Linked DNA regions of Homo sapiens: region 1 is linked to region 2. Evidence: chromatin loops called from intact Hi-C (ENCODE). Cell type or tissue: heart left ventricle. All regions are shown on one strand. Links, peaks and the distances in the headings refer to the core of each region. The heading gives the core; the rest is flanking DNA. Region 1 has its middle 83 kb from the start of PART1. Region 2 has its middle 100 kb from the start of PART1.

What was found. Hi-C counts contacts between places; a loop is a spot of excess contacts. Peaks named below come from ENCODE experiments on the same cell type or tissue, not always from the same donor. Only the 100,000 strongest peaks of a DNase experiment are listed, where the experiment ranks them.
Region 1: it touches region 2 in a loop (2.4-fold over the local background); 2 of 110 quality-filtered maps call a loop at or near these places.

The regions. Positions count from the first base shown.
Region 1 is chr5:60,396,838-60,412,670 of GRCh38, forward strand. It overlaps a transcript of PDE4D not described here. Among named protein-coding and RNA genes, the nearest start is that of PART1, 83 kb to the right of the region's middle. In heart left ventricle, for the core only: no CTCF peak of the experiment used is centred there; no DNase peak of the experiment used is centred there.
Region 2 is chr5:60,580,402-60,596,234 of GRCh38, forward strand. No RefSeq gene overlaps it. Among named protein-coding and RNA genes, the nearest start is that of PART1, 100 kb to the left of the region's middle. In heart left ventricle, for the core only: a CTCF peak has its summit at 6,111 (motif pointing left); no DNase peak of the experiment used is centred there.

The sequences.
Region 1 (15,833 bases), core at 6,737-9,236, 180 kb before region 2:
CCCAGGCAGACCTTTCCTTTCCTTGAAAATTAAAGCCTTCAACAGCCAAATTCAGACGTGGACCTCAAGGTAGGTTGGGAATTGTATGGAAACAAAGACGAACACTAGGTCATTCTGACTCTTAGCCCATTTTCCGGCCTCACAAAAGAAATTCTTCACGTGGTCCAATGCAAATTTTTAGGATCCCACATTTACTACTAGCACTCACAGTATTTTTAAATGTGCATTTCCCTTACAAATTAAAACTGCAATGAGCTATCACCTCATATCTGTTAAAACAGCTATCATCAAAAGACAAAAGTTAGCAAGTGTTAGCAAGAATATGGAAAAAAGGGAACATCTGCACACTGTTCATGGGAATGTAAATTAGTGCAGCCATTATGGGAAGCAATATGGAGGTTTCTCAAAAAATTAAAAATAGAACTACCATATGATCCAGGAATCCCATGACTAGGTAGATTTCTAAAGGAAATGAAATCATTTTGAAGAGATAGCTACACTCCCATGTTCATTGCAGCATTATTCACAATAGCCAAGATATGGAATCAACCTAAGTTTCCATCAATGGATGAATGGTAAATAAAATATGGTATATATACACAATGGAATCCTGTTCAGCCTTAAAAGAAGGAAATCATGTCATGTGCAACAACATTACTGAATCTGGAGGACATCATATTAAGTGAAATAAGCCAAGCACAGAAAAACAAACACTATACCACATGGTTTCACTCATATGTGAAAATTTTAAAAGTCAAACCTACAAAAGCAGAGAGTAGAATGGTGTTTACTGGGGGCTAGGGACAGAGAGTTGTAAGTGGGAGAGATATTGGTCAAAGGATAGGAAACTTCAGTTAGCTAGGAGAAATAAGTTCAAGGGATCTATTACACAAGGTGTTGACTATAGTTAAGAACAGTGTATTATGTACTTGAAAATCATGAGTAGATCTATAATCTCATCCTTTGTGCTATTCTGCCTGAGCTCTCATGTTGGAAAACCATCAGATAAAATAATTCCTTATAGTATAATTTAATCACATTATAGGCAATAACTTACCCTAATCAATTTGTTCATAGAGTTTAGACCTTGAAATTCTTGCACTGTAGCAAAACTAGGTGAGCACTCTTACAGTTATTCACAGCACAGGCTCTACTGGAATGGACAAGATTTCTCAGGATTACCCCAGAAGATATAATTAGGATAGACCATGAATCCAAGAGGTTTTGCTTTGGGAGGAGAAAATGCCATTCTTTTTTGTTTTTTAATCTTCTATGGTTGAATGCAATAAAAAAAATTGCCCAAGAGAATTAGCTCTTAGTGCCCAGCTGGGAAGACCTCCTATTTTTGAACTGATTTGCAAATGATAGTGGTACCTCACCATTATTGAAGAAGGCCATAGCTGTATTAGCTTCTTCCATCCACCACTCACACAACACATTGGCCAAATCAAGTCAGGGAAAGTGGTCAGAGCTATAATGATGGTGGTAAAAGTGGCTGTCACTTTTACGGATCTGTTACTAGTTGGACAGACCAACAGGCTTCTACCTTGGCCTGGTCAGTTCATTTCCAGATTAGGGTTGACATTGATGGACACTGCCTGAGTGGCTGGTGTTTCACCATCAACATCAGGAGTAGCCCAGCTGAGAGGACTAATCCTTGTCTGAGTTCTCAAGAGAGTTACTGTACCATAGAGTTAGCTATCGAAGGGAACCTGGGACATCCCTCAGTCCACCACACTTACTCCCCAGTGCTAGATCTTCCTCTACAACACCCATTGCATTGTCAACTGACCTCTGCTTGACATTTCCTCCAAAAGCAACCCATTTTTACTTTAAGAGAACCAACTTCTCCTCTATTCTCCTATAACAGGAATTAGAATGAGAATAGCTATTTACTAAATACTTAATATGGGATTTACATATATGAATTTATTCAATTCCCATACCAACTCTGTGAGATAAAGATTACCACTGCCCTTTTTCAAATGAGAAACAGACTCAGAGGGTGAAGAAATGTGCCCCAAGTCACACAGCTGAACAAGGACTTGCACCCAGGTCTGTCCAACCCCAACACCCTGTTTGTAATCACTAAACTCTACTTCCTCATGTTAAGCACCCACCTATCTTTGAATTGCAATGAGGCATACATCCCAAAATTAACATTTTAGGTCCCTGGAGATCTATAATTTGATTATTTATAGAGGAGGAAAAGCCAAGTTTAAGCAACATCTAAGCCCCACTTAAATAATTGCTTTTTATTTCCTTTCATCTGATCCATTCTAGGCCTATTTTATAGTTGCACTCTCAGAAGGTGTGTTCACTTCTCCAATCCAATTTCTTGGGGTGGGGGTGTGACAGAGGCTATATTACCTCTTAGTATTGCTTATAGAAACTTCAAGAAAGCTATAAAGAAAAGGAACTGAAGGATATCTCTTTATATTTTCTTCTCCTACTTGAAATACAGACTATTAATAAGGGGCTTAAAAGAATAAAGATGTCAGCAAGAAGGAAAATTAAAGGTTCAAAAGAATGCCTTTAGATAAAATGAGTTGATTATGTATTGTCAGACTGTGGCCTTCTGGTATCTGAAACCCTTCCTATATTTGATGAATTTCCTGCCATGTGAATCTTAGTGGGAAACAAAGCCCCTTCCATTACAGCAGTCAAGATAGCCAGATTCTTTCTTTTTCAGACTCTCTGGCAGTCATGGCACAGATCATGGTCATAGACAATGATATACATCCATCCTGGGGCTTCAAATCCGGGGCCAGTGGCTCAGAGAACAGAGAAACTTCATCCTGGCAACTGTGGTGGCAGCAGCCAGTTGCCAGGCCAGTAGGTCCAGCAGCACCAAGCAACCGTATCCAAGGCCAACACCAGCAGTGGCCGTGCCGGCCCCATGCCCAGTGTTCAGCAGGAGCAGCAGTGATGGCTCCCCAAGCTGGCTCTCTGGTGTGACTTTTAATTTGGCTCTGGCTTCCCTTTTTCCCCACCCATATTCTAAGTCTGGTTCCTACAACTTTACAGTGAGTCCACCAGATAACCTGGTATCTCTCAAGAAGTTACTTTTATGCCTAAGCCAGCCAAAGTCTGTTTCAATTGCTTGCCTTGAAGATCTCAAGTGGATATATGATATAAAAGGACACATTTGTGCTCAACCAGAGTAACAGCAAGGGCATCAGGCCATATCAGGACCCCTCACTAAATTCACATCAGCATCTGAGGCTTATCCTACCTTTGGATCTGGAAAAACACAAGTATGGCCAGATTCTCTCCTATTTATTTCATGACTGCATCACAAAGTGACCACTGCCTCAGAACCATACTCACTACACAAGAATGTGGAATGGTAAAACAGAAGTGGATGGGACTGGGGTTCGAAAGTTTTCATTAGTTTTCTGCTATATTGAAATATAAATTCTCGCCTGTAATCCCAGCACTTTGGGAGGCTGAGGCGGACGGATCATGAGGTCAGGAGATCGAGACCATCCTGGCTAACATGGTGAAACCCTGTCTCTACTAAAAATACAAAAAATTAGCCAGGCGTGGTGGCAGGCGCCTGTAGTCCCAGCTACTCGGGAGGCTGAGGCAGGAGAATGGCGTGAACCCGGAAGGCAGAGCTTGCAGTGAGCCAAGATCTCACCACTGCACTCCAGCCTGGGTAACAGAGCAAGACTCCATCTCAAAAAAAAAAAAAAAAAAAAAAAGAAATATAAATTCTTATCAATCCCCAAGTATATGTAATGACATATAAATTTCTTGTCCTAACATCCTACTATAAAATCCATTAATTTATAGAATTAAAACTGAGGGGCTGGGTGCGATGGCTCACGCCTGTTATCCTAGCACTTTGGGAGGCCGAGTTGGGTGGATCACTTGAGGTCAGGAGTTCAAGACCAGGCTGACCAACATGGTGAAACTCCATCTCTAACAAAAATACAAAAATTAGCCGGGCGTGGTGGCAGGCACCTGTAATCCTAGCTACTTGGGAGGCTGAGACAGGAGAATTGTTTGAACCTGGGAGGCACAGGTTGCAGTGAGCCGAGATCATGTGGTATTGGGGGATACAGAGGTGAAGTTTGCTTCGTGCACAAATTTCTTCATTTAATTCTGCATCAGAGAATAATCAAAACACAAGCACTTGGGATAAAGGCCATCTAAGCTATTTTAAAACAGAGCCAGTTTTTGCAAACAGGGGTACTGTTTACAAAACCGTGGTACTGGGGTAGTTTTGTAAACTTGGTACTGCTATGGAGTCCACAGGGCTTTATTACACAAAAGCCACATTTTAAATACGGGGAAGATGTTTAGCAAACTATCTTATGTGGTAAAACTGTCCAGAAAAGTCAGGACATGATAAGCCCAAATTTCAAGGAGTGGTTCCAACAAGGAGACTGCACAAAAAGCCGGCTTCATGCTCCATACAGTACAGTGGGCATACTCAAGACTTATTTTATGGTTAGGCTTTTGATGACATGATATAAAGTCTTGAATATATAACACACTTCACAATGAAAAATCTAGAAAAAGGGCAAATGATGATAAAAAGAAAAGTCCACCTTTCACGAACATCTTTCTTCAGTCTACTCAATTGCTGAAGCTGCAAAGAGTAAATGACACACATCTCTGGAGTGTGCACACCCTCCTGCCCTTATGTTAAAAAAGAGGATGGAGCCTCCCTCTCACGGCAAGCCCACGGGGCAGGGGGAGGCTTTGAACTGATAATGATGTACAGGTGAAAGTGATCACACGTCAGTGATCCGCACCAATGTTGATCAGCACTCTGTGGCATCTCCCTCCAGGCCGCATCTCAGGAGTCTACGTGTTAAACGTGAGCACTGGCTAATTCTTCATCTTAATAGGCACTTCCCAGGAAACTCCAACCCTGCTGAGACCCCTCCAGTTTGCCCAGTCCTGATTAATGTGCTACTTATTACAGAACATTGAAATGGTTCCCAGAACATGTTTGCAGCATCTGCGTCAATCAACAGATATGTCTAGCCCAATAAACTGAAACACTCTGTCTTCTTCCCTGCTGCATCTTAATAAGAAACCCAGAGAGTTTCAGGCTTCTTGTTAACCTTTTAAAGCACTATGAAATGAATCTCAATAAAATCTAAATGTGAATACCCAAAAATGGGAAAGAAAACACAGATTATAACTCCAATCAACCAAGAGTAAAGAGAAAAAGATCCAACATAAAACTTAAATTGGAACCCTGACAGCTGGAAAATACGACTGATGACTTCAAACGCTCTCTCTCAGAGTAGATGGGGCCACTGGTGGTGATTGTTTCTTTGTTCCAGCAATGCCTGAAATAGCAATAATGTGAGAACAATAATTCCACCCTAAATGCCCATGGGTAGAGAACATTGAACTATAACAGCAAGTGATATCTGCAGAACATCCTGGAGGTTGTGCGACATACATGGGAAGACATGCGAATTTTGGCATCCAAAAATCTTCTCAAATCTCACCTCTACTTCTTTCCTCTCTGAGTTGCAGTTCCCCATTTGTGTTGTGAAGGCAGTAATGTCTACTACATGGAACAGCTGTGAGTTTACATGAGACAATGTGTGTGAAATGCCCACTATGGTGCCTGGCATGTGGGAGGTGTTCAGTAATTGGCTCTACCCTTGTTCCGTGGGACACCTACAGCCACGAAGAGCTGCTTCATTCCTGCTTTCTATGGGCTAGGCCAGTTGCTCCAGGCCAGTAGCTTCTGGCAGTCCGTGGTTGCACCACCGAGTGGACAGTCACGCTTCAGAATGTCCTGGAGCAGTTTTCCACAATACACACAAGCCTTGCTGCATAAGGGCACCCAGTTTTGAAGATCACGTTTGGAGCAGTCAACTGGCTTCATTCCAGGTGATCTTATGTTGATGCTTAATATCCAGGAAGACTCCTAAGGGATGTTTATAAACCAGGTTGGTATCTAACAAAGCTGTGAAACAGTCCTAAAACTGTCATTGTTGATCCCCTGTTCCTTCATGGTATGTCCCTTATGCTCTTATTATCAGGCACCCTGTAACCACATTGGACAGAAGCTCCCTGTCCTTGCAGGGCTATAATCCCCACATTGCCACCTTCCAAAGCCATCCAACCCAGGCATTGCCCCATGCCTCAACATGAAAACTCACTTGCCTGGTAACCCACTTATAAAACCAGAAACCAAACCATTTACAGAAGATCTAGTCTAATCCTCCATTTAATTAATAGGAAATCTGAGGTCAAGGCCCAGGAAAGGCCAGATGCTAGCACAGCCAGGTCTGGAGGCCAGAATATCCAGCTCCCAGATCAGAGGTGTTTCCACTCCACAGTGCTGTCTTAGGAGGCTCGGCAGGTGGACCAAAACCATGGCACACAATAGCTTAGTGTGTTCCTTCTCTAAAGTAATATTTGCTTTTAACAGGGACATATAACTGAATAGAATGAAGAATACTTAAATTTCAAAATAGCAGCCAGAGCCAGTGGGATGATGTTTGAGGTTGAATAAGAGACTTTTGGCCTCCCCAAATCATTGTACTTAGGCAACCACCTACACTCTCAGGAAATGTTCTGCAGATGAAGAATGTTTTGTAGATGTGACTTCCACCCTTCCATCCACCTATCTATTCAACAAATACTTGCTGAGTGTCCAATATATACAAGGTACAATTCAGTAGGGACAGAAAAGATGACCTCTTCCCCTGTATTCATGTTCTGTGTGCCAGGTCTTGCACCAAGCACTTCCTTTGCCTTGTCTGACTTAATCATCACAACAATCACATGAAGCAGGTATCATGTCCCCCATTTTACAGACAGGGAAACTAGAGCTAATAGAAGTTAAGTAAATGCCCAAAGTCTTGAAGTTTAGTAAGTAACACAGCTGAAATTTAAGCCCAGTCTGCTGTACTCCACAACCTCTGCTTTCCCTCCTTCCTGATGCTGTCTCTCCAGCAGGTAGGTGCACAGCTGACCTTTGTCAAGAAAGTATTGTGAAACCCACATTAGAAAATGCACGTGAAGCAGGCAGCACAATGCTTGGCATATAGTAAATGCCTTCTCTTTTTAAGGTTGGACAGGACAAACTGTTTCATAAAACTTTTGTTTAGTTTGGAACTCAATGACTCTTTGGTTTGCAATATTGCAACAAATGCCAATATTTTATATAAATGACAAGCATTTTAGTGTAAACTGGCCACTTTGTTAAAACTGAGCGATTCTCCTCAGAAAGGAAGATCTAGGAAAAAGGAAGTTCTAGAAAAAAGATCTAGAGAGATTTTCTGATCCTACAGCCTAACCAAGTTATTTTGTGTACCCAGCACCCCGAGTCAGCCAATTCTTTTTTTTTTTTTTTTTTTGTCTCTCTCTCTATTCATTTATCTGGAGACAGAGCCACATTCATTCCTCATTTAACTAGTACACAATTAGTGGGTGGTATTTAATGAAACTATGTTGACTGCTTGGATAAAAAAAATCATCAGAATGGAATGTTGAGCAACTATTATTTTGGTTGGAACAATGGGCTTTGTTAACCTGAATGTAATTGAAACTGGAAGTCTTCCCCAGGGATTGCATTACCTCTGCTCAAGTGACTACAAAAACTCTCTGATGTCAGGTCGCTGAATACAACTTCAGTGGCCTAAAGCTTCTAGAGCAGCACTCTCTACAAGAGTAGAATTTCTGTGATGATGAAAATGTTCTTTCTGTGTCTCCTCTGCCAAGTAGCTACTAGCCACATGTGGCTATTGAGCCCTGGAAATGAGATTGTGTGGCCCAGGAACAGGATATTTTATTTTCTTTTATTTTCATTAATGTGGAAAGCCACATGTACCCTGTGGTCAGCATAGTAGATAACATAGTTACAGAAGAATTGACAACAGGAAAGTTGTTTTATAGAGGAGGGAATAAGGGCTCCGTAACATGACATCATAATTTCTAGACAAACGCTTAACTTCCCTGAAGCAGATTCCGCCAAGAGGGATTGGGCCATGTTGGAAAGAGACCAGTTTGCCTGTAATATTCTTCCTTTCTCTAATCCTGGGCTCCCTTCAGGTAGAACCCAGATCACCATCAGGAACCAGAGAATGAGAAAAAGTAGAGAGATTGTGGAACCTCTAAGCCATCTTCTCACAGAGGAGGAAACTAGAGTTCAAAGATGCAGCCACCTGCCCTACCTCATATAATGAAAGAACAATAGAGCCTTCTGACATACAGACTACCCGCTTTCAACTAAATTTGGCTGACATCTGTCAGTTCTCTTCTCTAATTAACTGTGGGCAAATAAGTTTTCAGGTGTTGCAAGGGCCAGGAAAACAGTGAAAATGTCTAAAGAATGCCAAGAGTAAGGTGAAAGGGATCAGTATCCTATCAGGAGTGGGCATCCCATCAAAACTGGGCAGCTGCCCCTTGCAGCCAATTGCAGCCAGGCAATAATGTGTCATCTGACTGTCCAGTTTTCCCAAGAGGAGCAAGGAATGAGTTTGCAACCTGTAGCTTAACCTATTTCACCTCACTCTCATAACTCTCCTCCATTCTCAACTACCAAGAATACTTGCATTATAATAGAAGATCTGGCATTTTGGAAGTTTGTTCAAAACTCAGGGGACTGAATCTGTAACTGGCGCAATTTTTGGCTCTATGAAGGACAATGAGGTCACTGGCCCTGTCGAGGACTCTTCAAACCATTCCACATAGGTGGGCACCGCTATGCTATATCCAGCCCAAAGCTAGTCAGGAGTTTCACTCCCCCAACTAAGAAAATTTAACAAAAGACAGCAAATAGGTCATTGTGCAGAAACATTCAAATGCTTATGGTATTGCTTATTAATTATAACATAGTGGCCTACATCTATTTGAAAAGGAATATTTGCTGGGTATAAAGCAGATACTTCTACTGAGTATAAGCCAGATACTTTACCAAGGTTATTATAATATGTTAATCTCTAAAACACCATTTCTAGATAGTGATTATTATTCCCAATGTATAGATCATAGATTATTGAAGTTAAGTATCTTGCTCAAGAACACAAAGGAAAAACATAGAACGTGGACTCAAAAACAAGTTGGGCTTCAAAACCCAAGCACTTTCCACCATATCCTGCCCCTTCTTCCTGCCCCAATTACACCCACAGGGGTTCCTTATTCTATCCAACAGATGGGCTCTGGGTGGCTCTCTGTGCAATAGATCATCTTGCACTTTTTTTTTTCTTTCCTAAATCATAGTTTCAGACTTAACTAATTACAACATTTCCATTCTCATCATTGGAAAAAAAATAATAAAGATATTTCCTGCTAAATCAAAACAACAATAAGACAAAATTTCATATCTGCAGTGACATAGAATGGATAAGCATCTCCTATCCAAATTTACCCCATTCCTGATGCCTGTCAGCAGTGGATGAGAAGTATGTGCCCTACATATCTTCTTTTTAAAACTTGCCATGTCTAAATATTTAAAGTACAGGATTCTGAAATGCACAATTAATTTTTAAAACTAAAAGGAGGAACCAGAGACAATACATCTGCTATCCCAAACTCTTTCAACTGTTTTCTCTATCTAAAGTAAAAAACAACTCTCAGTGCACGATTTATAACCGCCATAACTCTCTTCTGTTTGAGATGCCACATCTACAATGATTAATGGGAAGAGTCCAGGGTTTCTAATACTGTCTACTCTGATGGCAAATTGATATATAGTCCTCAGCAAATTCCATTTGAGTCTATGATTTTCCTGTAAATGTGCCCCAGAGTTGCTGCCACATTCCTAAATTCCAGCTAAAATTTATGATCACACTTCCACCTTTGATTATTGTGTAGGAGTTTAATGTAAAACTCCCAAAATAGTAATATTACAATTGTGTTTCTTTATTTTATTCCAGGCTGCCTGGTACTCTCAGTTTTACATTAGCAAGCTTTTTGATGAAAATTTGCCTCATTTTCTATCAGCTGCATTAATAAAAATAAGTATTGCTGAGAAAATAGGACCACGTGGCACAATTAGCTAATACACATTCCTTCTATTTCTTGTAAATTATGTTGAAAAAAAAATGGCAGTAAAAATGAGTGTGGGGAGTTCCATGTGCTTCCCAATGGCTGGTTGAAAAAGTACTATAAATTCAACACAACTAGCCTTCCTTGCTGTAAGCACCAAGAGCAGTGTGTTCACCGAAATGTGACTGAAATTGGAAATAAGGTAGGGATGAGGAATGAAAAAGGCCAGGAGATGAGATGTGACGGAAAAAGCGGAGGCCAAGCAAGATGAGCTGGAGGTGGAAAGGAGAGAGTGTATGTTTGGAGAAGTTCTGATGAGGAGCTGCTTGGTGACAAGAGGGTCGTTGAGTACCTGAGAGTACCTTTACCTATTTTATTATGACCACCAAAGATTTCAAATGATTTTCTGCAGCTCTTAGCTCCCGAGCACACTGGAGCTGAGGAAGGAGACGTTTCTCTCAGAAGATCATCAAAACACTCTAGCTGCAAAAAAAGCAGGGCACATGTGCAGTAAATGTAACCTGGATCCGCGCAGTCACAAGCCTATCTCCCTTTCCAGAATACAAGACCCCTCTCTTCCCCTCTGCTTGCTTCTTTCATCCTTACATTTGTATTACATTTTTTCTTTTTCCTTTTTTTTTTTTTTTTTTTTTTTTTTTGAGACGGAGTCTCACTCTGTCACCCAGGCTGGAGTGCAGTGGCACGATCTCGGCTCACTGCAACCTTCGCCTCCCAGGTTCAAGCGATTCTCCTGCCTCGGCCTCTGAGTAGCTGGGACTGCAGGCGCACGGCACCACACCCAGCTAATTTTTGTATTTTTAGTAGAGATGGGGTTTCACCACATTGGCCAGGCTGGTCATAAACTCCTGACCTCAGGTGATCCATCCACCTCAGCCTCCCAAAGTGCTGAGATTACAGGCGTGAGCCACCACGCTTGGCCCCTTATATTACTTTTAATGGCAAAAACCGCAATTACTTTTGCACCAACCTAATATTAGTTTAAAACATGGCTGCAAAATTCTTAGACCCTCCTCCCATTTAGAAGGGCGGTCTATGTCATCTCCCTTGAACTCGGTGGGTTTTGTGACTATTGCAACCAAGAGAAGACAGTGGAAGTGAGGCCGTGTGATTTCCAAGGTTGGACATGAAAAGCAGTGTAGCTTCCGTCTTCTTTACTGGAACTCGTATGCTTGGAGTCCTGAGCTCCACACCCAGTGTCTGACAACATGCAACCACCAGGCTGTAAGGACACTAAGCCACACGGAGCCATCCTGATCACCAGACATGTGAGGGAAGGTGTCTTTATGTGACCCCATCCTGGCATCCGGTCTCCCCTGCCCTTCAAGTCTGCACAGCTGGAGCAGAGACAACCTATTCCCGCTGTGCCTTCACTGACTTCTTGACCTGTAGCTTCCTGCGTGAGCATAAAAAAAATGGTTGTTCTCAGCTGCTAAGTTCTAAGATAATTTGTTACACAGCAGCAGTCTCTGGAACTATTTCTTGTTTCATTCCCACCTCTGATCTTTCTCTGTGGAGGCTCCAATCCTGAAATAAGTAGTTTCCACTTGGGTGTGGCCCTAAAACTCTCTGTTCAAATGAAAATTTCCACATAAGCCATTGCCAACTGAGGCTCTGAGGCTCCTCAGCACACAACTTGACAATTACTCTTCTTCTAGAAAGTACATATGTGACCTTCCTTCTGTCAATCACATAATTTCTGAAGCACTGCTTTGCCTGGAAAGTCTTGCCAGTTTAATCATATGCAAATGGAGGGCCTGTAATTTTCCCTCACCCACTCCCCACTCCCTCCACCAATGATCACCAACATGTTTGTATTGAGCAGCTAAATATCAAAAAAAGTGTGAAAGAAATACGAGCATGATGTCTTCCTTCAAAGGACTTCTTATCATTTTTAAGAGGCAGTGCTAGCCCACTCTACCACCACCATCACTATAGAACAAAATAATAAAGGGAGAGAGATATTCTCGCCATTACTATGGTTCATAATAAATATAATATAGAAAATCCTTATTTCTGTGCTTATGCAAGGTACTTTTGCTCCATGCACATCCATGTCACCAATGTTAATAATCATAATGATTCTTTTTATCTGAAATAAGATAGCATTCAGTCACTTATCATGTATTCAATAACTATGTATTGAGCTCTTTTTTGTGCCAGGTCCTCTGCCAGCCCAGTGGGGAATAAAGCGGACACAGCCCCTGTCCTCTTGAGGCTTACATTCTAGTGGAGTAGAAAGACAAAAAAATGTGTAAACATAAAATAGTGACTTATGCAGAAAAGAAAAGAAAAAGGAGGATGTGGTATGGAGAGTAACTGGAAGTGGGGATGGCTACTTCGGTTAGGGTGGCCAGAAAAGATCCAGGAAAATCGAGGTGGCAGCTTTTAAGGCAGGGACTGAAAATGAGAAGTCAGTTAAGAAAAGATATGGGAAACAGGGCTTCAGGTGACAGAGTAGTAATTATTACATACCCCAAAGCAGGAAAAATCATTTCATGTTCCAGGAGCAGAAAGTCTTGTGTGGCCAGAGAGATGGGGAGGGGGCAGAGGGGGTGAGAATTGTGAGAGGCGGAGCAATTACGTGTCATGATGCCAAGTGCACAAGTGCTCTGAAGTTATGGTCTCTTCCCTAAAACCAGAAGCTATCCAAGGGTAAAAACAATCTATATAGCAATTATCCTGTGCTAATGGTTACTTTATCATCATCATCATCATCATCATTATAAAGCTTGTATTGATTATGCGCTTACTTTGGATTAATATTTTGGAAAACATCACTGTGCTCTTCCTTGCTTTTCAAATTTATAAAACATTCTTAAGACAGATAAAGGAAGAAGGAGTTAATATTCAGCATCTGGCATTCAAAACAGGCCATTTGCCAAGTCTTACTGACATATTGTCTTGAGGAAGAATGTTTAAATGTCTGTATTGCTTTTCACATATCCAAATGATTTGGCTCAAAGAGTTCTTCCATGGTGAAATGAAGATTTGGCCTAGAAGAGTGTAGAGGAAACTGTCATCTCTCTTTCTCATCCCAGGAGTGTGAGAAGGAAAAGCAGGGAAGAACAAAGCAGTCAGATGTGTGTGCCTTAAAGACTCTTGTGTGGATAGAGGAGAGCCCGAGGGATGAAGGATTTCTGCCCCATTCCTGTTCAGGGCTCTAGAAAGATATGCCCTCTCAGGCTGCCCCATACCAAGGACATTTGGAGGGAGTTAGGCAGAGGGAGGCCTCGATGTTTAGCTTTTCTGAGCAGCTCTTTGTTCCCTATGGCAACCTTTGAGGTAGGGCTGGGAGTCCAGGTGTTTAAGGGGGAAATTAGAAAGTGACTAGCTGAGAGCTAGAACACAAGCCTGGCAAATAATGTGATGGCACCCTAGCAAAGGCTGGGTGTGGAGAGTCCATCCAGAGGCATTGGTCTCTGTTCCTGAAGTGCGATCAGTGGACACCATGACTATGCCTATGGGTCCAGACTTTTCTCTCCCACCAAGAGGCTGCCTAAGCCCCTCCCCTCCCCTACATACCAGACATCATCTTGGAGAGAAACCTGGAAAATCCTGGAACACAGAGATCTGAAAGTCTGAGCACCTTTTCCTAGAGACAGAGCATTATCTAAAATCAATACATCAGACTAAGACAGCTTAGACATTTAATTTATTTTTCCTTCTAATCAGCAGTGGTTTGCTCAGGAGGAAGATCACATTAGTTAAAATCAAAACTAAGAAGCTACCTCTTCTCCGCCCATCTGGATGAGATGTCAGTGAACTTTGTGACTCACCACAAGTCTTGACAAATATCATCTCATTTAATCCTCAGCAACCACACAAAGCAGACACTATGACTGACTTCCATTTTACAATGAGGAGAGCTAGTCTAAGGTTAAGCAACTTTCCAAAGCTCTTACAGCTGTCAAGTAACAGAACTGTCAAAGATTTTCATGCTTGGCCACTGCAGGTATTGCCTCCATGTCCTTGATACAGGCTCTGTGATAATATGATGGCAATGAGCCTCAGACATTTATATTTATTTTAAAAACATAAGGCACTTGCCATGGGAGAGACACTGTTCTTACTGCTTCTAACAGGAATTCATTTAAACTTCTCAATAATCATATGAAGTAGGTACCATTACCCCATTTTACGTATGAGAATAGTGAACTAAAAAAGCTGCATACTTTTCCCCAGGTCAGTTTTGCAGCTAATACATGGAAGAACTGACATTTGAACATAGGCTGACTGGCCCTAGAGAATGGGAGATGAGATATTAACTGCTGCACTGGACAAAGAGGGAGTCAAGCAACTTGGTAAGTTCTAATTTTTTCAAGTCACACTCATTCTAGGTTGTAATAAAGCATGCACTGGTATAATTTTCATTGCTGATAAAAAGGATAACTTCCAGAAGGGTTCATTTTCCATTAACTGTAAAAATCTATGTGAAAATAGTTACAACTGGTAGCTATAACCAAAATAGGTTATGATGTTTAAAGGAAAAACGGACTAAAAGACTAGCTTAAGTATAAAGCAAACTTATGTAAGGGCTAGAACTATCCTGGCCTTTCACGTGTATTATTACCACCACTGTATGACATAACCAGAAGAAATTCAGACATGTCACAAAGGGAAGTATCACATAAGTGTTAGCTAATCTCATTATCATCATCATCATCATTGCAATTATTATATAAAACCAAGGCATCACAATATATGAAAGTAATCACCATGTAAAAAGAATTTTTCAATGCATACATTTATTTTATACTAAAAGCAACGAATTTCACATTTTAACATTATTTCCGAATATTTAAGTCCAATTCAAACCATTTAGCTCTAAAAAAGTAAAATGACAATTTAAAAGATCGGCTCTAAATCAGGGATTAAAAACCAGATCTAAATGAAGGAAAACGTGAGTGAAATTAACCCTAAAGTTAGAAATATATTTTTCTTATTGCTGCAATAACTAAGCTATGATCCAATGGTGTTCCCCAGATATTTTCCACCTTTCCTAGAAATCTCAATTTACATACTAGTTTGTTCCACTGCTACTGACCCAACCACCCGCAAAAAAGGTGGCTAGATAGGTGTTATATTGACCACAATCTTTATCTTCCCAAAGATTCCCCATGCCAAATTATATTCAAAAAGATTAATATTTTAAGTCACTAACTTAATAAAACAGTACAATTCTTAGAGTAACTATCTCTTTTTAGCTGAGGGTTTTTATCCCAGTGAAGGAGCTGTTGGCTTGTTTTTGTTTCTTTCACTTTTCTTGAGGTTTTCTCCATTCATGGCTGGGTTCATCTGTACATTCAGTCTCAGGACAATAGGACTACAATTATACGTGTCTTCAAAAGAACACTAGGAAAATGTTATCTCCACTATTCCATCTTGCAAGTAGATCAACTAAAACACAAAGAAATTAGGGGAAAAAACAGCCAAGGGAGACTGAGACCAATAATTTTGTTGCCGTTACCCAACACTGCATCGTTTTTATAGACATATTTACACATTCACTTGAAAGAGCAATCCAGAAGAGATAGAAAAACCAGTCAATATCTTTTTAGAGAGCCTTACTCCATCTGGAGGTATTTGGGCAGTCTCAAATAATTTAGTGTAGTATTCTACCACATTCCACCTTGTTTTTGTCTTTTTTCTGCATGTCTGGATCACTGATTTGTATTATTCCCAAGGAGACAGAACTTTTTCTCAAATCATCCTCGTTCTTCGATGCTTAGTTCAAACCCTGCATGTTTTGTGTATTCACATAGATACTTATAGCAAAAGGATTCCATCACCCAGAATTATGTTATTGGTTCTAGAAAAGTACAATACTCCTTATGTTT
Region 2 (15,833 bases), core at 4,568-7,067:
GGCAGTAGAAAAGCTCCAGGCATGGAAACCCACACAATACCCTGCACACCAAGCGCAGGCCCTGGAGAGCCAGGAGCACATCCTCAGTCTCAATCCTTCTAGCTGTCTCCAAGGTTACCTCCATGTCATTGCTCTCTCACTATTGATTGTGTCCCAGACCTGAAGCCTGAAGTGGAGCCAACTAATGTCTGTGTGCTCCCTCATGCTTTGACAGAGGAGCAGACCACTAGCTCAAATGTTCTCAGACTCCTCCATGCCTTTCCTGATGTTTCTACATTCACCCCATTTGAGACACAGTCCTAAGAAGGGGAAAAGCAAGGACCTTAAGGAAAAAACAGGGACTCTTATTCCATGAGACCAAAAGGGGAGGGCATCTACTTGCTCTAATCCAAATCATTCTTTCTAGATAAACCAGTACCTTGAGACTCTGGAAGAAATTCTAGAAATTTTTCTTTTACTACATATCTGAGCTTTAAAGAAATTTAGAAAATCCTTCCTTCTCCTGACAAAGTCAAGCTTTCCTCATTGCCAGCATTATTAGAAACATCCTACAGTAATTAAAAGCTGAACACTGGTTCTTCTTTGCATTCTTGTTATAAAAGTCCTAATCCCACCACTATTCCCATAATTTCTCCTTCTCCCATCCCCTGCTACACAAAAATTCTTTGGCCTGACCAGGTATAAAGTCATATGCATAGAAATTTAGGAGAGCAGAGTAAAAAAATTTCAAATGTTTTTACCTTCTGTTAAATACTTCTACTAATTGCAGAGAATGAATAAATAAATGAACAAGATAGAAGATAGACTTGCATAGAAAAGATTGGGACAGAAAAGAAGCTCAGAGAATACTCAGGAATGCTTACTCAAAGCATAAACAAATGAACCACCTTCCATTATCTGTCCTTGGAAAATAAAAATAAAATGCCACATTTTATTAAATCTAGGACACAACTAATTTTTCTACCACTACAAAAAAAATGCTTCCAATTAAACTGTGATACATCCTTAATTGAAAGATGCATTCTAGTTTCAGAGATGCTAAAATGTGGAGAAAAAAAATATGTCTTCGAAATAATTTAATATGGTAGTAAAGATGACTGAATCCAGAAAACAAAAATTAACTGATTATTTTAAATTATACTGGAGATATACCCCCCAAAAAAGCCACACAGATAAAAAAATTACTGTAAGAGCTTATTGGGATAATGAAATAATATATTTTTAGCATTTCTTTTTTTGCCATTCCAACTTTTATTTTAGGTTCGGGGGGTACATGTGCAGGTTTGTTTTATGGGTAAACTGCATGTCATAGGAGTTTGGGGTACAGATTACTTCATCACCCAGAAAATGAGCATAGTACTCCATAGGTAGTTTTCAATCCTCACCCTCCTCCCACCCTCCACCCTCAACTAGGTCTCAGTGTCTCTTGTTCCCTTTTTTGTGTCCATGTGTACTCAATGTTTAGCTTCCACTTATGAGAACATGTGGTATTTGGTTTTCTGCTCCCATATTAATTTGCTTAGGTTAATGGCCTCCAGCTCCATCTATCTTCCAGCAGAGGACATGATCTCTCATTCTTTTTTATGGCTGCATAGTATTCTGTGGTATATATGAACCACATTTCCTTTATCTAGTCCATCACTGACGGTCATCTAAGTTGAGTCCATGTCTTTGCTACTGCGAATAGTGCTGCAATGAACATAAGCATGTATGTGTCTATATGGTAGAACAATTTCTATTCCTTTGGGCATATACCCAGTAATGGGATTGCTGGATTGAATGGTAGTTCTGTTTTAAGTTCTTTGAGAAATAGCCAAACTGCTTTCCACTGTGGCTGAACTAATTTACCTCCCACCAGCAGTTGTATAAGCATTCCCTTTTCTCTGCAACCTGACCAGCATGTTATTTTTTTACTTTTATTTAAGAATAGTCATTCTGACTGGTATGAGCGGTATCTCACTGTGGTTTTAATTTAAACTTCTCTAATGATTAGTGATGTGGAGCATTTTTATATGCTTATTGGCCATTCATCCATTCATCTCTCTTCTTTTGATGAGTGTTCATGTCCTTTGCCTACTTTTAATGGGTTGTTTTTTTGCTTGTTGATTTGTTTAAGTTACTTATAGATTCTGGATATTTGACCTTTGTCAGATGCATAGTTTGCAAATATTTTCTCCTATTCTGTTGGTTGTCTGTTTATTCTGTTTAGAGTTTCTTTTGCTGTGCAGAAGCTCTTTTGTTTAATTAGGTCCCTCTTGTCAATTTGTGGTTTTGGTGCAATTGCTTTTAGAATCTTCATCATAAAACCTTTGCCAGGTCTGATGTCCAGAAGGGTATTTCCTGGGTTTCTTCTAGGATTCTTATAGTTTTAGGTTTTATATTTAAATCCTTAATCCATCTTGAGTTGATTTTGCTATATGGTGAAAGAAAGGGGTCCAGTTTCAATGTTCCACATTTAACTACCCAGTTATCCCAGCACCATTTATTTTCAGCATTTCTAACAACCACAAGTTACTATAGAAAAATACCACAAAGATGTGAAGTTTTGAAGTAAATGTTTAAGTGCTCCCAAAATGTCACAATATTTAAGTGGCATAGGTAAGAAACAAAAAAGCATATGCAACTAGAATTATGGAAATAGCACTAATATCTGAAGAGGCCACTGAGCAGTGAAAATGGGTGGCAATAGGAAAGCACAGGCCTCTGTTGCAGCAGAATGACTGGTTCCAGGGGTCTGAGCACACAGAGCTACTTCTGAAAGATATTTTCTGAGAGGCCTTCCACAAGCTAGAAAAAGTTTGATTAGGTTGACCAGTTTGCTTTTGCCTAAAGAACAGCAATACAAGTCCTGCCAGTGATATTCTTCCCAACAATCTGCAAACCAATGACATGCACAGTGATAGGAAAAAATTAACTTATATTAAAAGAATATAAATGAAATATTAAAATAATAATTTTAAAATGACATCATTGTAGACTCTGTTAAAATAAATTGAGCTATCAGAAAGCAATAGCATCTAAGAATGATCAATATGAACTGTATATAACTCAGTTCCCTGTTTATTTCTACTAGGAGCTATACAAGTTTATAACATTGAACTGACTATGAATAGTCAACAATGTAATTGGAATATTTTACATCTTTCAGTGCACAAAAGGGCTATCAAATCAAGAACATTTTAATGAAATTGGGAATAATTTAGAGATGCTTATTTAATACTCTCATTTTATATTGAGGCAATTAAGGAAAAAAACCCATATAACTTTGGTCTTGACTTAATGATAAAGCTTGAAACCAGGCATCATGACATGAGTCATTTGAAAACTTGCAGCTCTGTGCCAACTCTCATACCCAGCTCCCCAAGCTACTGAAAATTGCCATGAACATTGATAATACTATAAAAAGGAAGTCTGGTTTATATAAATGCAAGTCAATACAAATGAGAAAAGGACCATTTATTGTGATGGATGTGTTCACTGAATGCAAAAGCAAATTATTGAAGATAGAGTGAAAGGGAAAAATCTATAAATATCCAGGCTCCCTGCAGTAGTGACATTAACCACATGGAAATTAAAGAAAACCTAAAGGAAAACACTGAGTTCACATGTGGAGAAAATATTAAAAGCATCTCACTGCAGGCAACAAGATTAAGGCAATGCATTTGCAGAGCCACTTCTAACATTCATTAAATGTTATGAAATGGAACAGTATGGACCCAGAGGCATGGAATATCAGGCTGTTGATGGAAAAATAGAAACTGGCAATAAAAGGATCACTCTTTTACATAAAGTGCAAGGAAGGTTCATCAACACCAACAATTATTGCAACCATTGTAAACTCATCAGTACAGACTAATGCAGGAATGCCCTGTGAAAATGTGGAAAGAGAAACCATGGTGTAGCAGCAACCTACTAAGAATCCAAAAATTGCAAAGAGCATTGAGATCTGGATCAACTGACCTGGAATATGTAAAGGAAGCCATCTCGGAGATGTTATTTGACAGGTGCCAAAAAACTCCTTACTTAAAAATAAGTCCGCTGCCTGCCTGGCCACAGTTCATGAAATCCCCTTATTACTCAGTCCTTTACAGAGAGCCATGTCAGACTTTATATTGAAGTATTAGCATTACCTGGACCACATGGAATGGTAAGTCATTTCTAGTTGTCACCAGATCCTATTTCATGCTATTTCCTCTGAGAAAATGCCTCTGCCCTGCCTTCCTCACTAGTGGACACATTCTTCAGGGTTCAGCTTGAATATTAGCTCCTCAGTAACACCTTGCATATCCCTCCACTGCCCTGGAAAAATTATCTCTCCTCTGTGTACCCTGCACACTACAGGGGTCTGATTTCATCATCTAGAGTTACACGTAGACATATTGCTTTCCTCATTGGGCTGAGGCTCCTTCAGAGTTAAAGCCGTCTTTCTCCCTTCATCATTGCCCAGCCTAGCATCTGCAGTATTAAGGCTCTACAATAAACTGAATGAATGAAAGGGCTCTAAGTACTTGCTTAGCTAACTAGTCTTCATGAAGAAACATAATGCAGCCTGGTATAAGCTCTGTGGAGGGCAAATGTCAACATCATAGTGGGGAGCCTGAAAAGAGAGGTGGGGTCTGGGCTGTTTCAGCTCCTGAAATGTGTCGCCTACAAAGCTCATGCTCAGGAAACACCTGAGCACAACTAAGGATGTAGTGGATAAAGAGAAAGGGACCCAAAAAATAAAGAAGGGGCATAGATGGAGGATAAAGGGAACCAAATATAAGCCCTCTCTTTCAGAGATTTGCTTAGATCAAGCCCACACACTCCTGTCAGCGACAAGACTTAGTGTGGCGAAGTGGGAAGAACTCCAGATCATCGGACAGAAGACCAGAGTTGAAGTTTTGCATTTGTAACTGGGCACCTCTCTCCCAGTTTTCTTACCTGCATCTGTCTGCCCACCTCTACATAAAGCATAAGTTTGGCCAACATAGAGCATTCAACACTTTGTTTCTATCAGATACCTTATTGTAAGGTCTGCACACTCCATTTCTCCACTGACCCCTCCATTCTCAGCAACTTCTAATATCTTCCTGTCCTGGAAAACACTGGAGTTTGTTCCTTCCATATCCAATCCCTTCACTTTACTGAGAAAAAGACAAATCTCAGAGAGGTTGTGACTTGCTCAAGGTCACTTGCCCAACTGGCAGTGCCACAAGTTAAAATCCAAATATTCTGATTTCTAACTAATATTGGTGCTACAAATTCTAATAGGAAGGACCGTTGGGTAATAATTTAGTTCGAAAGAAGGAACTAGGAGTCTTGCTTTTAGACTGTATTTGCATAGCAAACACAGTTTACTTAATTATGTTTATTTAAGGTGTGGGAAATTAAAGCCTCCTCAAGCTATCTGGTGGCAGAACCACTGCTGCTAACACACTGCTCTTTCCATCACACCATCTACCTGCAGTAAAGTCATTTATCATCTCAGTAACCTCAAAGATGTTTCCTGGGCTATGCTGGTTTGACTGCTTATTGTATTTTGGCATCAACAACTCCAAAGGCATTACTTGTAAACATATGCTTTATCTCCGATTGCCATCTCCGCATTTATTATAAAATTCTCGGTTTATAGACCAAAACATTAGTCTGAGGAATAAAACAAGATTTATCTGAGGGAAAGAGAACAAGCACAGTTGTCCCCATATTGCAGAGAAGACAGCTAAGGTGAGGGGCTGATGCGTGAAATTATCCTACCTCTGTGTTTCTCTTCTCAAACTGAAATTTGCAAGAAATATTTTCAGTTTCAAATCCAATAATCTGACATTTATCCCAAATTATCTGTTGCTACGTTTAGATAATTGTTCATTTCTACCATTGGTAAGTTCCTTTTAGGGAGTATTTAGCAAGCAGTTAAGCTTTCTGGGGTTTTGAGGAAAACATATGGTAATAAAGGACCCAAAATATTACCCACAGTAATTTTTGTTACAATAAAGATGACCAATCTTTAAGTTTCTTTCTTCCACAATTAATGGCTTACTACCTATATCAAATATACTGGACTTAAACATAAAATCCCTAGTTTTTCCTTTATGATACAATAACTATCAACACAAGACTGACCTCTACTGGGAACATCTGTCCTTGTTAGATGGATTGTGACTTGTGAAAATAGTCAAATATGCTAAATCAGACACCTGTTGTGCCTTAATAGATCATCAAATTAAATTCTCTGTGAAAAGGTAAGAGTGATGAACTTTCTGAAATCAAAACCTTCATCATCTTTAAGCAGTAATTGTGTATAATTATATTTGGCATTTTGATAAGTAGAAAGTAGAAAAAAATTCAGAAATGATGTCACTGCATGTTTTAAATGTTAATTATTGCCTTAGACAATTATTAACTTAGAACACTGATGCATTATTATCCAATCAGATTGTACCATCTTGTATATTCTATTTAGAAAAGTCTTAAATTTTTTTTTCTAAGTATCAAAACGCTTTCAAAAGATGGAAATTTTTAGGACAAATTTGCATATGGACAAAAACCCAAATTTAATTTTTAAAATTATGCAGAATCAGTAGGCAAGAAGGCTGATTTCATTTGTTATATTTCCTCTGTGCTTCTTATCATGGTCTAATAACGCATGTGAATCAGCTACATGATTCTAATCTTCAAAACATCACTCCCATCATTTGACTGAATTTTTAATAACTTCTGAGTCCAAAACACACCTGATTAAAAAATATACAAACATAGATATGGATATTAGTAATTGGAGGTAAACTAGAATCACAGGTTCTCATAAAATTATAGATTGCATTTTATCCTGCATAACTATTTTTAGCAACAAACAGTTCTGCTATCTTGGTAAATTATCACTGAAATGTCTGTTGTCAGGACCCTTCAAAGGTCTTGAGTTCTTAGTGGGAAGAGTGAGCAAAAGGCCTCTACATTCGCATGTTGTATTAGTCTACACTAATCAAAACTGAAGTACTTCAATTTTAAATATTGATGTGGTTGGCTGTGTCCCCACCCAAATCTCATCTTGAGTTGTAGTTCCCATAATTCCCACGTGTCGTGAGAGGAGCCCAGTGGGAGGTAATCAAATCATGGGGGCAGTTATCCCCATGCTGTTCTCATGATAGTGGGTTCTCACAAGATCTGATGGTTATATAAGGGGCTTTTCCCCCTTTGCTCGGCGCTTCTTCTCCTGTCGCCTTGTGAAAAAGGATGTGTTTGCTTCACCTTCCACCATGATTGTAAGTTTCCTAAGGCCTCCCCAGCCATGCAGAACTGTGAGTCAGTTAAACCTCTTCTCTTTATGAATCTCCCAGTCTCAGGTATTTCTTCATAGTACCATGAGAATGGACTAATACAAATATCAATTATATTTTACTTAGTTCTCATGAAAATAATTTTTAGTCCTCTAGTTTTTTTAAAAATTAAGTTTCATTTGCTTTATTAAACATAGAAAGAAATCCATTATAAACTACTCAAGAAGACTACCTTGTTATTATTTTGAAAGATACGCTGGCAGCAAGATGTAAAATTTGTGGGGGCTAGAAGAGGGAGAAAAGCTTTTGTTATATTCCCTAGAAAAGGCTCTAGATACTGTAAGTGTCCTCAGTTCTGACAGAAGAGCCCCAAAAGAGGTATTACAAAGTGAGTAGACCTAGCCACATACATAATTATTTTTTGTTTGGAAATAAGCACTGTTGGTGACATTTTATGGAAAATATAATTTATTCTACATCCTCAAATGAAGCAAACAATTCACTCAACAATTCTCCAAGGTGAAATTTGCAAAAACTGTAAACAGAATTTTAACTTAGATTCACTACTTAATTATGAAACTTACATTGCAACATAAATATGCACTAACAAACTGAAAGTGACTTTTTTTATTGGGTTAGCACCCTGTTGTCCCATTACTGTTCCCAGTTTATTTCTTCAAATTGAAAATTTAAACGTTAAGTTAACTAGACACTGAAAAAATTCATCAGAGGGTACTTAATATATCCTCCACTTATCCCAGGAAGTATATTTGTTCTACAAAATTAAATAAGAAATATATTTCCAAGTTGATACAAAGTAGCAAATTCTGTTCATTAACGTGGTCTTAGATCCCAACTTTCAAATCACTTGAGTACCCATGAGCAAATAATTTCTTTAAGACTCAATAATCATAGTTTATGTTTTACGGCAACTTGTTTGGAAGACCCAGTGATGTCAAGGTATTACACTCTGCAGGTTATATTGTCTTAAGCAAGAAAACGCACGATCGCAAATGCTGTAAAATTGGAATTTCCTATGTTTCATGCTGAAGTGAGTACTTCAAAATACTATGATGATGAATATAAATACAGTTGAATCTCTCCTAAATACTGATTTTTGATAGGTAATAAAACTCTTACTTTTCCCTAGGTCTTTGACATATATAGGGTTTTGTTCTTGAGGGTAAAAGTAATGATTTACCACAGCCACACCCATATAACTAGGGACCATTTTAACTGATTCCTCTTTTAATCATGATTTAAGATTTGTGTGACTTTCCAAACATAAGACATTTTTAGTTTCTTCTTCCTGTACACAAGCAGCTCACAAACATCAGCTTTTTAAAAGTTATATTTCCTATAACAATGTGCAGAAACTCTTCTATATGTGGGAATCAAAACCAAACTCTTGGATAACATAAGTGCTAAGTCGTGACCCATATGTCTATTAAATTTGCTAGACTCCCAGACACGACTTCCCTGAAGGCAGATGCAGGAACACAAAGACGTGTGAGAAATAAAAATGAGAAATGGCTGAATTCCATCACCCTGCTCATACAGAGTGTCTTCAACCTTGAAAATTTGCTGTAGTACTCTTTCAAAATTTTCTGTATGGAACATTCATTTGATAAATTTCTTACCAGAGTCTCTTAGGGCAATGATACTCCCTATGACATTTTTGACTTATCATACCTAAAAATAAAAGCAATTATACATAAAAATGAAAAATACTATAAAAATCATACCTAAAAATAAAACAAATACATGCTTATGTCTATAGAGCATCAAAGAAAGACTTTGTTTTCATCACTGTTGCAGTATCTTTTGTGGGAATTTGTGGAAAATTCGATGAAAAATCTTTAGCATATATTTGTAGAAAGAGACCAAAAGAAATTGGAAATGAATTTGGCAAAGCTGGTTAAGACAATGAAAATGCTGCAAATCAAAAAGAAATTTGAGATCTTAAATTTTTTAAAGTATAGGTTGAAAAATGACAAATGAGCTTATACATAAGTATCCAAAGTAAATGTGCTAAAAACCATAAAACATTGCTCACTGGAAACACATTAGTCAGGAGCCTGGGGTTTGCAGTTAGACAGTGCTTGTTTTGACTGCCATCTATTTTACTTGCAAGCTGAGTAATCTTAGGGATATTACACAACCTGACTGAGCCTCAGTTTCCTGAGCTGTAAAATGGACAGTAAAATGAATGTAAAATCCATAATAGTGGATATATGAATTGAACAGGAGACTAGAAGTGCTGAAATATAAGAACATTCTGAAGAAATTATCCAGAAAGCAGCATAGAAACACCAAAATACAGACATACATTGAGATTAAGAGACAGAGTGAGAGCTAACATATATTTAATTAAAGATTCAAAAGCAGAGGAGAGATTGTGACAAAGGCAATATTTAAACTGACAAAAGACCTCAAACTTCTGATTCAAGAAGCTCAAGAAATCCCAAGCAGGATAATTATTTAAAAAGTACACACCAAGATATAGCAACATCAATGAAAGACCACGAAAGACAGAGAGAAAAGCAGCCTGCCAAGAAAGGGGCACATTATTGATAAAGAAGTGATATCTAGAGTGGCAGCTGACTTTTAAACAGCAGTAATGGAAGCCAGCTAACAAAGGCATAACTGCAGTATATGGAAATAAAATAGCTATCAACCTAGAATTCTATACACAGTGTATTAGTCAGTTCAGGCTGCTATAACAAGTACCATACACTGGGTGGCTTATAAATAGAAATTTATTTCTCATAATCCTGGAGGCTGGAAGTCCAAGATCAAGGTGTGAGCATGGTCCATTTCTGGTGAGGGCTCTCTTCCATGTTGTAGACTACTGACTTCTTATTGTATCCCCACACGATAGAAAGAGGGCAAGAGAGCTCTGTGGGTTCTCTTTTATAAGGGCACTCATTCTATTCATGGTCTACTCTCTTGGCCTAATCACCTCCCAAAGGCCTCATCTCCTAATACCATCACTTTGGGGGTTAGGATTTCAACACATGAGTTTTCTGGGGAGACAAATATTTAGTCCATAACTTACAGTTAAACTATCTTTAAACAATGATGGCATTCTTTACACTAAATTGTACACTGAATGGCTAAAACACAAATTTTCTGCCATATATATTTTACCACAACTTAAAAAAAAAGTAACATACCCCAAATCACTGAATTATACATTGTAAGTGGGTGAATTGTATGGTTATGTGACTTATATCTCAATAAAGCTGTTAAAAAGAATAAGGGCAAAATTTAAAAAGTTTTCAGACAAAAACAAAGCAATCCCTTACTGCAGATAAATTCTAAAGAATTTACTTTAAGAAGAAAAAAAGTGGTAAAATGCATGGGTAAGTCTAGTAAACAAAGACTATATAAAATAACAACAATATATTATGAAGTTTAAAAAGCAATAAAGCATAATACATTATAATAATATCTAATTGGAAGGGTGTTCTTACTGCATTAAGGTCCCTAAATAGTCTGGGATGAGGGAAAAGATACTGACTAACTTTAAACTTTGATATGTTAGTATAAAAGACATAATTCCTAGGGAATCCAACAAGAAGACTGGAAACAGTGCATAAGTTTCAAAATTAGCAGGAGAAACCATGAAATTATTTCCAAAATCCAAACAAAGGCAAGAAAGTGAAGATAATGTTAGAAAGCATCAGTAAAGGTGCTTTTACCCAAAATTAGAGTAGATTTATACCCAAAATTAGAGTAATCGTATTAAATATAAACTGTCTAAATGCTACAATTAAAAATAAAGACTGTGAAGCTGGCTTCTTAAAACATAAACTACATGCTGTTTATAAGAGATACACCTAAAATATAATACAGAAAGACTACAGACAAACACATTACTAATGATAAAGAATGACATTTTATAATGATAAATAAAAAGGTCAGTCCACCAGATAAATATGAAAATTCAAAATGAATTTAATCAGAAATCTATAATAATTCTCTCAATAATAAATATAAATGCAGCCAAGGTGGGAAGATCACTTAGGACTAGGAGTTTGGGACCAGTCTGGGTAACAAGCACAGCAAGACAAAATCTCTAAAAAATTTGAATAAAATTAGCTGAGCATAATTAGTCCTAGCTACTTGGGAGGCTGAGACAGGAGCATCACTTGAGCCCAGGAGGCCAAGGCTGCTGTGAGCTATGACTGCACCACTGCACTCCAGCTTAGGCAACAGAGTGAAACCCTGTCTCTAAAAAGAAAAGGGGGAAAAAAACATACACACACACACACACACACACACACACACACACACACACACACACATATATATGCAGGCAAAATAAATCAGTAAAATTGTAGGAAATTTAAACAAGATTTTATAGAGAGAGAAAAAAACTGTAATCAATGCAAAATTCATATTCTTTTCATGTGTACAGAATATTAACAAAAATTGACCATATACTAGGCTATGCAACAAGTCTCAACAAATTTCAAAGACTTGAAATTATACAAACCATTTTTCTGACTTCGGTGTAATTACATTATTTATTTTTTAAAAGTTAACTAAGTTTCACCCAAGATTCAAGAAAGAAATAATTCCAACCATATATAGAAAAAGAGAGTAATTTTCAGCTTAATTTATAACCTTGATCAGAAAGTCAACAAAGATAGTAAGAGAAGGAAATTTTCAGGCCAATTTTACTCATGAACATAGATACAAGAACTATAAACTAAATATTAGCAACAGAATCTAGATATATATATTCAAATGATAATACATCATAATTAGATTTATGCCACTCCTAGAATGCAAAGTGGCTTAATATTAGTAATCAATTAATGTAATATAACCCCAATGATAGACTAAAAGATAGAACTTATAAAATCCTCAAATGTAGGAAAGGTAGTTGATTAAGATTCAACATCAACTTATGGTTAAAACGAGCAATAAAAATTTTTTGACAATAGAATAGAAATAGAAAATAACTTCTTTTAAAATTATAAAAGGGTATCTACAAATACTCTAATGCTAAAAACCTCCTCTTTGAAATTAGGAGCAAGATGATGCTGCTGCGATCCCCACTCTATTCCACATTAAACAGTAACTCCCCCTTATCTGCTAGGGATATGTCAGACCTCCATAGGTGCCTGAAACCATATAGTTTTGTTTTGTTTTGTTGATACAGGGTCTCACTCTGTCACCCAGGCTGGAGTGCAGTGGTGTGATCTGGGCTCACTGCAACCTCTGCCTCCCAGGTTCAAGTGATTCTCGTGCCTCAGCCTCCAGAGTAGCTGGGACTAGAAGCGCCCGCCACCACACCTGGCTAATTTTTAAATTTTTAGTAGTGACAGAATTTCACCAGGTTGGCCAGGCTGGTCTCAAACTCCTGGCTTCAAGCAGTCTGCCTGCCTTGGCCTCCCAAAGTGTTAGGATTACAGGCATGAGCCACCATGCCTGGCCCTGAAACCATATAGTATTGAACACTATATACACAGGCATATCTGGTTTCATTGCACTTCACAGATTATATTGTATATTGTATCCAGATCACTGCATATTTTACAAATTGAAGGTTTGTGGCAACCCTGCATTGAGAAAGTCTCTTGGTGCCATTTTTCCAACAGTAATGTGCTCACTTCATGTCTTTGAGTCACATTTTGGTAATTCTCACAATACTCAAAGGTTTTTCATTATTATTACATCTGTTACGGTGATCTGTGATCAGTGAACTTGATGTTACTATTGTAATTGTTTGTTGGTGTCACAATCCATGCCCATATAAGGCTGAGAACTTAATCGATAAATGTTGTGTGTTCTGACTGCTCTACCCACCAGCCATTCCCCCATCACTCTCCCTCTCCTTGGGCTTCACTATTCCCAGAGACACAACAATATTGAAGTCAGGCCAATTAATAACCCTACAATGGCCTCTGTTCAGGTGAAACAGAGTTGCACGCCTCTCACTTTAAATCGAAAGCTATAAATGATTGAGCTTAATGAGAAAGGTATGTTGAAAGCCAAGATAGAAGGAAAGTTTAGGTCTCTTGTGCCAAACAGTTAGTCAAGTTGTGAGTGGAAAGGAATAGTTCTTGAAGGAAATTAAAAGCACCACTCCAGTAAACACACACGATACAAAAGCTAAGCAGCCTTATTGCTGAAATGGAGAACATTTGAGTGGTCAGGACAGAAGATAAAACCAGCGACAATATTCCCTTAAGCCAAAGCCTACTATAGAGCAAGGCCCTAACTCCTCAATTCTATAAAGACTGAGAGAGGTGAGGAAACTGCAGAAGAAAAGTTGAAAGCAAGCAAAGCCTGGTTCATGAGGTTTAAGGAAAGAAGCCATCTCCATTAACTGAAAAGTGCAAGGTGAAGCAACAAAGGCTGGAGAAGCTGCAGCAAGTTATCCAGAAAATCTAGCTAAGATCAATGATGAAGGTGGTTGCACTAAACAATAGCTTTTCACTGTAGATAAAACAGCGTTCTATTGGCAGAAGATGTCATCTAGGACTTTCATAGCTATAAAGAAGCCAATGCCTGGCTTCAAAACTTCAAAGGACAAGCTGACTCTCCTGTTAGCAGCTGGTGACCTGAAGCTGAAGCTAATGCTCATCTATCATTCAAAAAATCCTTGGGCCCTTAAAAAATACACTATATCTACTCTGCCTGTGCTCTGCAAAGCCTGGATAACAGTACATCTGTTTACAGCATAGTTTACTCAATATTTTAAGCCCACTATTGAGATCTGCTGCTCAAAAAAAAAAAAAAAAAAAAAAAGATTCCTTTCAAAATATTACTGCTCATTAACAATGTACCTGGTCTACCAGGCATGGATCCATGAAACAAAGGGATAAGTCATTTTCAGAGTGGACAAAGCAGGACAGTCCAAGATTTCATCATGCTATAAGAACAGCACACAATTTAAAACTTGTTTATTTCTGGAAATTTCCATTTAATATTTTCTGACTGTGGTTGAGCGTGGCTTACTGAAACTGTACAAAGTGAAACAGCAGATAAATGGGAACCAGGGAACTGCTGTACTGAAGATCTCCAGTGTCCTGAGACAAAAAAGAAGGAAAGGATGGAGGGAGCCAGGGAAAGGAAGGAAGGAAAGGAAGGAAAGGAAAGAAAAGAAGGAAAGGAAGGGAGGGAAGGGAGGGAAGGGAGGAAAGGAAGGGAAGGGAAGGGAGAGAAGGGAGGGAAGGGACGGAAGGGAAGGGAGGGAAGGGTATGGAGATTGGAAAGTATATTGTATCTAGGTCACTTTATAACAAGTTATTCTTCAACTAAGTGGGTTAAAACAATAAACATTTATTATATCACAGTTTCTGTGAATAAGGAATCCAGGCACAGCTTTGCTAAGTCCTCTGGCTTAGAGTTTCTCAAAAGTCTCCAATCAAGGTGTCAGCTAGGGTAGAGTCACCTCAAGGTTTGACCAAGGGAAGATCCACTTCCAAGATCACTCGTAAAGCTGTTGGCAGGCTTCATGTCCACGCTGGCTGTTGGCCAGAGACATCAGTTCCTTGCCTGGTGGGCCTCTGAAAGGGCAGCTCACAACATGACAGCTGGCTTTCCTCAGAGCAAGCCAGGGAGAGAATAAGAAGGAAGACAAGCAAGATGGAAGCCAGAGTTTTGGAATCTAATCTGAGAAGTGATACCCCATCACTGATGATATATTCTATTATTTAGAAATGTGTCATTTTAGCTCCACCCACACTCAAGGACAGGAAATTACACAAGGCATTAAATACCAGGAGGCAAGGATCACTGAGGACAATATAGATGCTGTCTACCATGGAACGGAAAAGCAAAAGCTGTTTTTTTCCTAATACGTAGACAATGCCAAAGAATCATACTAAATGTTTAGAATTAACAAGTCTAGCAAGGTTCACTGTAAACAAAACTCAGGAAAAATCAGTTTTATACCATACAGAAGCAACAAACACTATAAGGAAATTTACAACACCAGCATTTACAAAAGAATTAAACGTCAACATTGATCAGCTGAGTAACTGTTGAAACAGGAAATGGGTACTACAGTCTTTGAAAATTTTGATACTTTTTTTAAAGTATCAAATACTTGGGAACAAATCTAACAAAAGATTTGTAAATCTTCACAGAAAAAAGCAACTTTTTTTCTCATTTATTTCAAATAAAATGGAAAGGTAAACCATGGTCATGGACTAGAAGACCTAATATTGTAGACAGCAATTCTCTGCAAATTGATTTATACATATAATACAATCAAAATTAAAAAAAAAAACTCAACAGGGTGAGTGTGTGTCTCTGCATGTGTGTGTGTGTGTATGCAGGCTTGACAATCTGATACCAAAATTTGTACAAAGACGAAAAAGTCAAAAAAATGGAAAAAAATGTTCAGCCATATTAATAATCATGGAAATGCAAAATAAAACCATAATCAGACACTATTAATAACCACCACATTGACAACATTTCAAACTCTGACGATAGCAAGTTTCGGTGAGGATATTAAACAAAAGGAGTTCTCATACACTGTTAATGGGAGCGTTAATTGGGACAACCACTTTGGATAACTGCTATTATCTATTCATCAATTTCACACTTAAT